4 separate regions of the Mus musculus genome follow, and regions 1, 2 and 3 are each linked to region 4. A link is a loop called in an ENCODE intact Hi-C map of the cell type or tissue named here. Cell type or tissue: left cerebral cortex. All regions are shown on one strand.

Region 1 (2,500 bases), 160 kb before region 4:
GAGATGGCTCAGTGGTTAAGAGCACCAGTTCACCTTCCAGAGGACCTGGGTTCAATTCCCAGCACCCACACAGCAGCTCCCAACTGTCTATAACTCCAGTTGCAAGGGATCTGATGTGCTCACCCAGGTACACTAAACACCAAGGCACATAAACAAGATTAGGGGTTTGGAGAGATGATAGGAAGGCAGGACACTTGCACCAAGCATGATGCCCTGATTCAATTCCTAGGGCTCATGGGGTGGAACAGAACTCCCATTCATGTGCACAGAGTGTGTACAATGCACTCAAACACGCGCAAACAAAAGTAATGTAGAAAAATACTCGGGGGCGGCAAGATGGTTCAGCAGGTAAGGGTGCTTGCTATGCAAATCTGATGATGACTTCAAGATGGAAGGAGATGGACTGAGTCCTGAAAATCATCCCGAGCTCCAAACACAAATATGTCTACACTCATATACATACACACCATAGGCACAAACCAGTAATAGATATTTTAGAAGAAGATGAACTATCAGGTGTTCATCTGAAGCACACCTCGTTCATTGATATGCCTGGCAGTAACCGCATCATGTGGACTAGAAGTAATTTCCTTTGCTTCAACAATAGGAAGCTAGGGCTGGAGAGATGGCTTAGCAGTTAAGAGCACTGACTGCTCTGCCAGAGGTTCTGAGTTCAAATCCCAGCAACCACAGGGTGGCTCACAACCATCTGTAATGGGATCTGATGCTTTCTTCTAGTGTGTGAGAACAGCTGCAGTGTACTCATATAAGTAAAAAAATTAAAAAAAAGGAAGCTTGTCAAACCGAGTCAACGTTTTAAACGTTTAAGTAACTCTTTTTCTGGTGCCCACGGTTGCTGCTTAACGTGTTTTAGAACTTCACCTGATAAAGTGCCGGACAAGAAGCACCTGGAGACAGGAGTAGCTAGGCTTTCAAACTGCCCTATGCGAACAAACTCCTTTCTAAAATATTATTATTGGGTCAGAGATACTGCTCGGTGACAACAGTTCTGGCTTAACTCTAAAAGTCCCGGGTTTAATCATCAGCAACGCAAGACTACTGTAAGAACGTTTTCAAAGTATAGACAGTATGCATTGTCACGAGTCGCAGCTGCTGCAAACCCACCAGAGGGCGCTCGTTCTCCGTCGAGTTAATCCCTAGCCTCTCATTAGTGACTGCATCTTTCAGAACCAGGGAGTCTTTCACTTTTAAAGCACAAATGCTTCCCAAGAACTTCCTTAGCAGTCGGTCTCGGGCGGGGGGTGGGGGTGGGGGTGGGGAGTACAGAGACAGAAGACACAGTGATTCCTACTAGAGGCGCGAAGACTAACAGTAAACGCCGGCAACGATTAAGATGGAAAGCGTGTCTAGGACCCTGACGCTGGGGATTTTGATAGTGGCTCCTAGGGCTGAAAGCTCACAGTTCCTCATTTAGACCTGGACAGCTCCCACTCTACATCGGGCAACGATCACCGCCCCCAGTTACAGCTAGGGACCTCCCCTAGAGTGTCTCCATTCCTCCACCAGGCAAGCCCTCCTCGCGCCTTTTCCAAAACATCCTGCAATTCTCGCTTCACTTCTGCTCCCAGGCCAACAGTTAACGCGTCCTCCAACCAAGGGATTGCCTAGCACCACCATCGGAATCTGCCTGCCCTCGTTCTTTCCTGGCTTAAAAGCCGCGGGCTTTTCCTTTTCTAGCTTGCCGTTGGGATTCTCGCGACAATCCCGAAACCTCGCGTGAAATTCGCTTCCCGTCTCCTCGGAGTTTGGGATTGCCTGTGTACAGCTCTCTTCTACCTTGTCGGAACCCCTCTGATCAGAGGCAGCGTCTCTGCTGACTGAACGCTCCTTTGAGGAGGGCTCGGCCAAAGTCAGAACTGCGCGGTGACTGCAGTGCTTCTTCCTCGCAGGGTAGAGCGGAGCCGCCGCAGGCCGCGGACGCACGCGCAGTCAGAACCTCTGACGCCTTCTGGGCGGGGCCTATATAAGCCCCACCCTTCCCTTGCCTAAAAGCCCGGTTTCCTTCTGCTCCTCCTCCTCCTAGGAGCTTGGATTGCGGTTTTTGGAAGCTGTTTGGGGGCCGGCGGGGGCGGGGCCTGCCATTCTCGGGGTGGTGGGCGGGCCTCCGGGGATGCTTTGCTTCCTGCCCCTAACCCAAAAGTGCCACCGTGGCGTTGGCGGAGGTCTCCAGACTGAACACTTTTGGCCCCGACATGCTCGAATTTTGCAACCTGTAATCCGGAGCCCAGAGACGCCCTATGGGGAGTCACCCGCCGGCCTTGCTGCGGCCGCTAGTCAGTTCCGACCTCTAATCACCAGGCTCCTCCGCGGGTTCAAGCACCTGCCCTATATTGGGAGGGAGGTAGCCAGATGTGGATGGCAGCTGGAAAAGCTTATAGTCTAGTCTGCGCCCCAGTGGAGAGACTGGGTGAACACAGCTGCAAACCGTGCCCAGAGGAAGCTGGCCCCGAGCCTGGCCTCCAGAAACGCCCATAGTGTT
Region 2 (2,500 bases), 1.6 Mb before region 4:
TCTTGAGCTGCACATACGCCTTTCACTTAGATATTTCCAAAGAGAAACAATTTTTGCAATCAACCCATGCATCCAGGCCTCCAGTCCCCAATACCAACTCGTTCCACACCTTCAGGGGAGTGGAAGGCAAACGAGTTTGCAGATACGGGGTCCTGTTCCGCGGTCGCCTGAAAATTGTTATTAGCCCCTGGACCGGCACATTTAATCTATTTTCTCGCTGATGCTCAAATTTAATAAATGCGAGCTAATTACTCTCACCGAATACGCCTTCTCCCGGTGGAGGTGCTCCGCCTGACGCGGGGGGGATGGGGGGGGCGGAATTGGGCTCCAGAAACTATGAACTTTCCCCAAAACTAGCATTTACTACGGGAGTGTTTTGTGCCTCTGGGGCGCAGGGGTGGTATCCTGAGAACTAGAAAGGCTAATGTCTTGCTTCTCCCTTAGAAAGCTGTCAGTTGAAGAAGTCTCTGGAAGCGGCGGGAGACTGTAAGACGAGCGAGGACGGCGAGAGGCCGAAGCCGCGGAGCCGCCGGAAGCCCCGGGTGCTCTTCTCGCAAGCTCAGGTCTTTGAGCTGGAGCGCAGGTTCAAGCAGCAGCGGTACCTGTCGGCGCCCGAGCGCGAGCATCTCGCCAGCAGCCTGAAGCTCACGTCCACGCAGGTGAAAATCTGGTTCCAGAATCGCAGGTACAAGTGCAAGAGACAGCGGCAGGATAAGTCCCTGGAGCTGGGGACGCACGCGCCGCCGCCGCCACCCCGCCGCGTGGCAGTGCCGGTGCTCGTGCGGGACGGCAAGCCGTGCGTCACGCCCAGCGCACAAACCTACGGCTCGCCCTACGGCGTGGGCGCCGGCGCCTACTCCTACAACAGCTTCCCCGCCTACGGCTACGGGAACTCGGCCGCCGCAGCCGCTGCAGCCGCCGCAGCCGCAGCAGCAGCGGCGGCTTACAGCGGCAGCTACGGCTGCGCCTATCCGACCGGTGGCGGCGGTGGTGGTGGCGGCACGGCCTCCGCGGCGACCACCGCCATGCAACCCGCCTGCAGCGCCACCGGCGGTGGATCCTTTGTGAACGTGAGCAACCTGGGAGGCTTCGGCAGCGGCGGCGGCGCGCAACCCTTGCATCAAGGTGCTGCAGCCGGGTCCGCGTGCACGCAGGGGACTTTGCAGGGCATCAGGGCTTGGTAAGGCCTGGGCGGGACACGCGGCGGGCGTCCTACTGCACGCTGGGCACCGCGGGAATGAGACACGAGAAAGGACAGACCCAAGGGCCAGGTCCCCTCGTTAAAATAAAAATACAGACGTATCGCTCCTTCCAAGGGGCCATGGTCGCAGCTCACTCCAGGCCTGGGGCATGGAACTCAGCGGAGAAAGGATGCCCTGGTCCAGTCCTCAAGACTGAGACAGAAACACCGGCCAGGCGCCAGGGAAGAGGTGGCCTCCCATCCTGACTCTGCGGAGAGTGCGGGAGGCTGGGACTCCGGCTGTCGCTTGCTCTCCGGAGGAGGAGGAGGGCTTTTCTCTTCCTGCTTTCCCTTGGCCTTCTCCGAGTGTGGTCCGGGAACCGGACCGAACAAGGGGGGAGGGGGGAGAAAGAAAGAAAGAAAGAAAAAGAACAATTTAAAGAAAAAGAAAGGTAGTTGGAGAGAGAACGTGAAGGAGAGGAAAATGGGGTACTAGCTTGAGAAATTCCACCGATCCGCAGCCCCTTTTGCTTGCCCGGAGCGCCACAACGAAGTGGATTTTTCCTTTTCCAACTGTGTCCCTTCCAAGACAGACTCCGCCCGGATCCCTAGATTGTCAGGGGACTGTTCTTGGAGACCACCACCGCAGTGAGATCGAAAGTTGGGGGAAGGGAGGCAGCTGAGCAAATCCAAGACCTGTCCGCCCAACCTAGGTTGTCGCCAGGTTGGTTTCCTTTCTGTTTTGTATTCTGTATTCCGCACATTATCTCTCTATAACTATATCCACACGCCGTGTACACAGCCGCTGTCACACACTACAGGAGTCAATAAAGAAGGTGCAATATTTCTGAGCTGTTTGGCTTGCTGCAAGACTTGTTTAGCCCCAAAGACTGGGGAGGACACCCCCCACCCCCTAAACAGGATGGGAAGTGAGGGAAGTACCCTGGACATCTCTGCCTGGTGCCCCTGAGCAAGGCCCCTGGCTGCAAGTTTGGCTTCTTCTTCGGCATTGTTTGTTAATTTCTTTTTGGTGCTGTGAGCCGAGCAGGCTAGAGAGAGGCTCTGGGTCTCCTGGGGTCGGGGACTTTGTAATCACACACACACACACACACACACACACACACACACACACAACACACACCTCCACTACATTTTACCCAGATGCACTGACTTGGTGAAGGGGACCCGCCTTGGTCAAGCTGGGACTCTGTCCCACCTCCAGGGTCTCCGAGGAAGAAGAAAAGTTGGCCTCCAGGCTCAGCCTGGGGCGGCTCCTCCCTCGGCCGCCACCCGGTCTTGGGGCTTGCCCGGGGGCGCTGC
Region 3 (2,500 bases), 450 kb after region 4:
AAGCAAATGTTTTTTAAAGCCACTGGGAGATGAGGATTCAGTGCAGTGGTAGACTGCTTGCTTGTGAAGTACAAGGCCTCAGGTTCAATGCCCACACATCACAAACCCCACCCCCCACCAACTAACGTAGAAGGCAACAACTATTCTTATGATTTCTGGTTTAGGATATTATTTTAAGGGGTATCTCTGGAATGCCCCCATGTCATCTCCTGTCACCCTGAGTGTTCTGTAATCTTCAATGAAACCCCATGTCTTTATGAAAACCTTTCTCCTTCGATGAGCTGCTCCTAAGTCAGACAGGCAGGAACATGCAAATACACATAAAACTCTCCTGGGAATAAACTTCTTTTTCCTCTTTTAAAACACTGTTAAGAAAGAGAGAGAGAGAGAGAGAGAGAAGAGAGAGAAAGAAAGAAAGAGAAAGAAAGAAGAGAGAGAGAGAGAAAGAAAGAAAGAAGAGAGAGAAAGAAAGAAAGAAAGAAAGAAAGAAAGAAAGAAGAGAGAGAGAAAGAAAGAAAGAGAGAGAGAGAGAGAGAATGAATTATCTATATGGATAGGTGTCAAAACCATAATGCTGAGTGAAATAATAAGCAAAATACGTTTGGAGCAGAGTGTACACTCTACAACATGATGTCCTTTATGAGTTATCACTAAGCTATCATAGCTATTTAAGGATCGCAATGGAAATGAAGAACAAAAATAGGGCTATATGCACGTCAAACTCATGGTAGAGGCTGGTCCTGGGAAAGGGGCGTGACCCTCCTGGGTTGTGATGAAAGGGACTTTTAGTCCCTTCTCTAAGACTTCTTTTCTTTTAAGGGGGGGGGGGAGCCATTAAGCTAAGATGGTTCACTTAAGTCAAAGTTAGAGGACATGAAGTGTCATTGAAATTCTTGTCTAAAATACAGACAGAGGTCCGAGAGCTCATCTTTGTTCTCCTAAATTGTCCTTTAGTCGTCTTTCCCTTAGCTAGTAGACTGGTTTTTGTTTTTTTTTTCCCCTCAGACTCTAGCCTGTCTCATTTTCTTTCAACAAGAGAGAAAGCTATTTCAAATTGATTAAATATTTCAAAATAGTTGTTACCTCCTGTTTCTTCCCCCACAGTAAACTTTTTCCTCCCAAGTTCTTGGGCTGTTGAGATGAAACCTGATCTCTGTGTGTATTAGATAAAGAGCAGCCACACCGCGAGTCTTGTGCAGAGCCGGTGGACGAACAAATAAATACATAAATAAACAAACAGGCGAGCAAGCGCCCAAGGCTCGGGCTGGCGCTGGGCAGGGCGGACAACAAGCCGCAGTTTTAGGAGCGGAGTTTTCTTTTTTTCATTCCGCAGACGTCGTTTCTGAAGGGTTTTGCCTATTTGACTTCTTCGCTTTGAGGAACTTGTCGAGAACAATCATTTTCGATCTGTCTTTCCCTCGGGGTCCCGTAAGGTCACTGGACATAAGATAGCTGTGAAATTTGACATTGTTCCCATTTAAATGCTTTCCCCAGCAAGTGCAAGAGTGCGGCCGCTCGCTCGGGTGTGGGGCTCGCGGCCGGGTGCTCTGAGCCTCGCCGGCCCTCCAGGCTTCAAAGCCTGCCATCCTTGATCTCCCCAAAGAATGTTTTTGAATTCTACGTCCATCTAGTGGTTGCCGGCAAAGATCTACTTGGCTTTTTCTTTCTTCCTTTTCTTTCACACTTGAGCAGTGAGATTCTGTTTGTGATGGGGGTTTTGCCCCCCTCGGTCTTTAATTCGTTCACAGGTGGTTTCAAAGTGTCTGTCCTCGGCCACTGCCTTCTATAAACAAGCAGGAATTCGCGGGCTGCCGTGGGCCCAGGCGCCCCTCTCCTCCCAGCGCCCTCCTGATCTCACTTTGAAAATAGACTGTTTTGTGGACAGTAAAGTACAGTTCCTTTTCAGAGATGAGATTAGAGGCTTGAGGGGAGTCTGGAGGGAGGGGAGTGTTTTTCTTTTTCTTCTGCTTTTTGCTTTTCTTTTTCTCACCGGAGAGCCTTTGTGCGCCGAGTCGTTTTAGCAAGCGCGAGAACTTTACTTATTTTACACTCAGTTGCGTCTTTGGTTAAGGATGACGCGGCGCGGAGCGCAAGGTGCTGGGAATTTGCTGATCCCCCCACCCCCCCCCACCCCCCACCCCCATTCCATCTCTGGCATCCTAAACTCGTGAGTAAAAAGATCAGGTGGTGACAGGAGCTAACAGCAGCCACGGGTCCAAAGGATCAAGTTTTCTAAGTCTAGAGAAGGACGAAGGACTTGGGTGCCTCGTCTCTCTTATCGCGCTCCCCTTTCAGTGAGTCCCCAAACGTTCTCCCCAGGTTCTACATCCTGTACGTGAGGTTTTAGAGGGAATGCCCTGCAGCAGCAGTTGAGGGGGTCATAGATACAGGCTGTTCCGAATTCCGTGAGGAAAAAACAAAACAAAACAAAAAAGTGTGTAGAGCCTCTCACTGCAGCTGTCGTTCAGAGTCCTGGGCCATGCATGGTGGGCTCCAGGAA
Region 4 (2,500 bases):
CCCTACCCACTCTACCCACTCAGGTTCCCTGTCCCCTTCCCTGGTGGCCTTACACTCCTTGACCTCACCTATACTGGCCTCTAATCTGGCTATTCCCTTCACATCTTTGAGGTCCCCTTGTGTCCCCTTCTAAATGTATATGTTTGGGGAGCAAATTTACTTCCAGCACAAAATGTCTCCAGGGTCCCAGGAAAGAGGGGTTGTTTGCTGGGGGTGGGAAGAAAAGCCCGGGTGTCCCTGGGTTCTGGTGTCTGAGAGCCAGCATGGCCGGATGAGTGGACTTTTCTGGACCCGTTGGCTCAAAGGGGTGGGGAGGAGGGGGGTCCCCGCGGCAAGCGGCAGGGGCGGAGGGGAGACGTGCGGCCCCAGCCCGTCCCTTTCAGGGGGGACTCATGCATCAAACTTCAATTTTCCGGACGATTGAATTAGTGATTTTTTTTCTCCTGAACTAAAATACACTTAAGTCTTTGGGATTAATTACCACGTTCTGGTCCCTCAGACTGGAGTATTACTTATCGGAGCTGCGTCTGACACTGGCCCGACACCTCGTAAAATAAGGAACTGCGCCTCCCGGCCTCACCCGGCGCCGACCGTCAGGCCACCGCGCAGGGGAAGGCGGAACCGCAAGGCGCAGAGGAGGCAAGCTCCAGCCGGGTAGCTCGACCTGTCCGCGCACGGAAGGGGCTCCAGTCTGTGAAATCAGTTACGTCCCAGGACTCAACAAGCCTCACCAAGGTCCAGAACTCAACCAAAAAGGGAGAGAGACAAAGCCTCTAATTGTCCTCCCTTGGTCAGCCAGGAACCGAAAGTGGTCTGCACAGGGCTGGGATTCCCAAAGAAATAAATCTGTATTGGTCCCAAGCGATCAAGGAACTCTGGGTGAAGGGCCGAGCCATAAAGAACTTCACCCAGAGTGGGCGTGGGGCCCACAGCTCTACACAGGGTCCATGTCACATTCAGACACGAAGAAACAGATATGCAAAGCCCACACAGCTCGTGCAGAGCCGGGACACTCCTCAGTGTGATAACTGCACACAGCCTCACCCTTAGGCAGGTACCCCGTGAGAGGCTCTTCGGTGAAACCTGGAGTTCAAGGCTCTCTTACGTCATAGGTCTCAGAGGCAAGACCTGGGCCAAGGCCATTTGAGCACCCCTGGGCTACTTGCTGGCTTCAGACTTCATCAGATAACTAAGAAGATGGCAGGCTAGAGTCCCGGCCTCCCTGGATTAAAGCCTTTACCCACACTTAACGTTTTCCCCACTGTCTGATGCTTAACCTAGCCTGGAGGGTGAGCCCCAACCTGCGGTGCTCGGCATGGCTGAAGTCAGGCCTGGATAACCTCACCCTGGCGCGCTTCCGAAGCACAGCGACAAGCGGGGCAGAAGCTCAGAATTCAGCGGAGCCGAGGTGACCGCAGAGTGGCTTCCTTACGTTGATCAGAGTTCCCGCACGTCTAGGGCTCACCGGCTGGGGCTCAGCCTCAGGTGTCCCTCCCCTCCACATGGTCACTCTTTCCTTCAACTGGACTTCCCTGCCAGCCCACAGACACAACGGATCACTTTTGTCTCTCAAGGCCTGAGTCTTAGGCCTCCTCCTCCAAGAAGCCATTTCCACCCATGAGCCCGAAGTTGGGTCTTGGCCTTTTGCAAGCAGCCCTCCCTCATGGTCACCGAGGATTTCCTAACGTTCATCGTTGCTTCCGGGCCTGCAGATTAGATTAGGAGCTTCTTGAGGGCAGCGACCAGCTCTGCTTGCGTTTCAATTTCCCTAGACACCTGCACACAATAAATATTTGCTGAATCGATTCCCCCCTTTTACTTTATTAATCCTTCTCCTTCCGTCTTCCTCTCTTTCTTTTCCTCCTTCCTTCCTCCCTCGTTATTTTTTATTTCTTGGTTATATTCAATTGTCATGTTTTTCAGGCTCATTAAATCCATTTAGAGACAAAAGAATAAAAGGCAGAAGAGAAAAGGGAGGGGGAGAAAGGGAGGGGGAGGGGAGGGGAGGGGAGGAGGCCAGAGAAGCAAACAAATAACCCGCTTTAACTAGACGGGCGGATAAATGGCCCCGTTTCTCCTCAGCCCCGATGCGCCTGCTTAGCTGCGCGCCCCGCGGGCGCCGCAGCTCCGGTGGGCTCAGCCCTGGGGCCGCCGCCCCCAGCCCGAGGGGACCCAGCAGGGCCCAGCCCAGGGTCTGGAAGCGCGGAGCGGCCGGAGGTGCCAGGGCTGCTTCATTGGGATTCATGGGCGTGTTGGGCGGGCGGCCCGGGGGCTCCGGGCGCGGGGTGGGGGCCGGGCGGGGGGGGGGTGGAGTGCGCGGCGGGCGCAGATGCCCGGGTGACCGCCGCGCCGCGGTCCCTGCGCCGCCTTTGTGCCGGGGAGGCGCGCGCGGGGACCTAATCCATCAAATTGTCTACAAATTGTGAAGAAAATTCAAAAACCATATGGTCGCCAGCGCTGGCGCGCTCTGGGCTGCGGAGGGCCGCGGCCGTGCCCGCAC

The links. Hi-C counts contacts between places; a loop is a spot of excess contacts. Peaks named below come from ENCODE experiments on the same cell type or tissue, not always from the same donor. Only the 100,000 strongest peaks of a DNase experiment are listed, where the experiment ranks them.
Region 1: it touches region 4 in a loop (3.0-fold over the local background); 4 of 42 quality-filtered maps call a loop at or near these places.
Region 2: a loop joins it to region 4, with 9 times the contacts of the local background. A loop is called at or near these places in 10 of 42 quality-filtered maps.
Region 3: it touches region 4 in a loop (2.3-fold over the local background); 2 of 42 quality-filtered maps call a loop at or near these places.

What each region holds. Positions count from the first base shown.
Region 1 is chr19:45,073,225-45,075,724 of GRCm38, forward strand. Gm35782 (a long non-coding RNA gene) reads right to left here and starts at 1,885. Exons shown (of 4, transcript XR_877888.1): 1 at 1,798-1,885. It also overlaps a transcript of Kazald1 not described here. In left cerebral cortex, a CTCF peak has its summit at 1,121 (motif pointing right); DNase peaks (open chromatin) are centred at 1,131 and 1,962; H3K4me3 peaks cover 1,677 bases; H3K27ac peaks cover 1,212 bases.
Region 2 is chr19:43,613,862-43,616,361 of GRCm38, forward strand. It overlaps Nkx2-3 (NK2 homeobox 3), which reads left to right. Exons shown (of 2, transcript NM_008699.2): 2 at 445-2,031. The coding sequence ends at 1,184. It overlaps Gm34922 (a long non-coding RNA gene), which reads left to right and starts at 2,324. Exons shown (of 3, transcript XR_003952841.1): 1 at 2,324-2,500. In left cerebral cortex, a CTCF peak has its summit at 1,089; DNase peaks (open chromatin) are centred at 660 and 1,029.
Region 3 is chr19:45,674,597-45,677,096 of GRCm38, forward strand. No RefSeq gene overlaps it. Among named protein-coding and RNA genes, the nearest start is that of Fbxw4, 16 kb to the left of the region's middle. In left cerebral cortex, no CTCF peak of the experiment used is centred here; a DNase peak (open chromatin) is centred at 1,476; H3K4me3 peaks cover 812 bases.
Region 4 is chr19:45,228,906-45,231,405 of GRCm38, forward strand. No RefSeq gene overlaps it. Among named protein-coding and RNA genes, the nearest start is that of Lbx1, 6.7 kb to the right of the region's middle. In left cerebral cortex, no CTCF peak of the experiment used is centred here; a DNase peak (open chromatin) is centred at 1,173.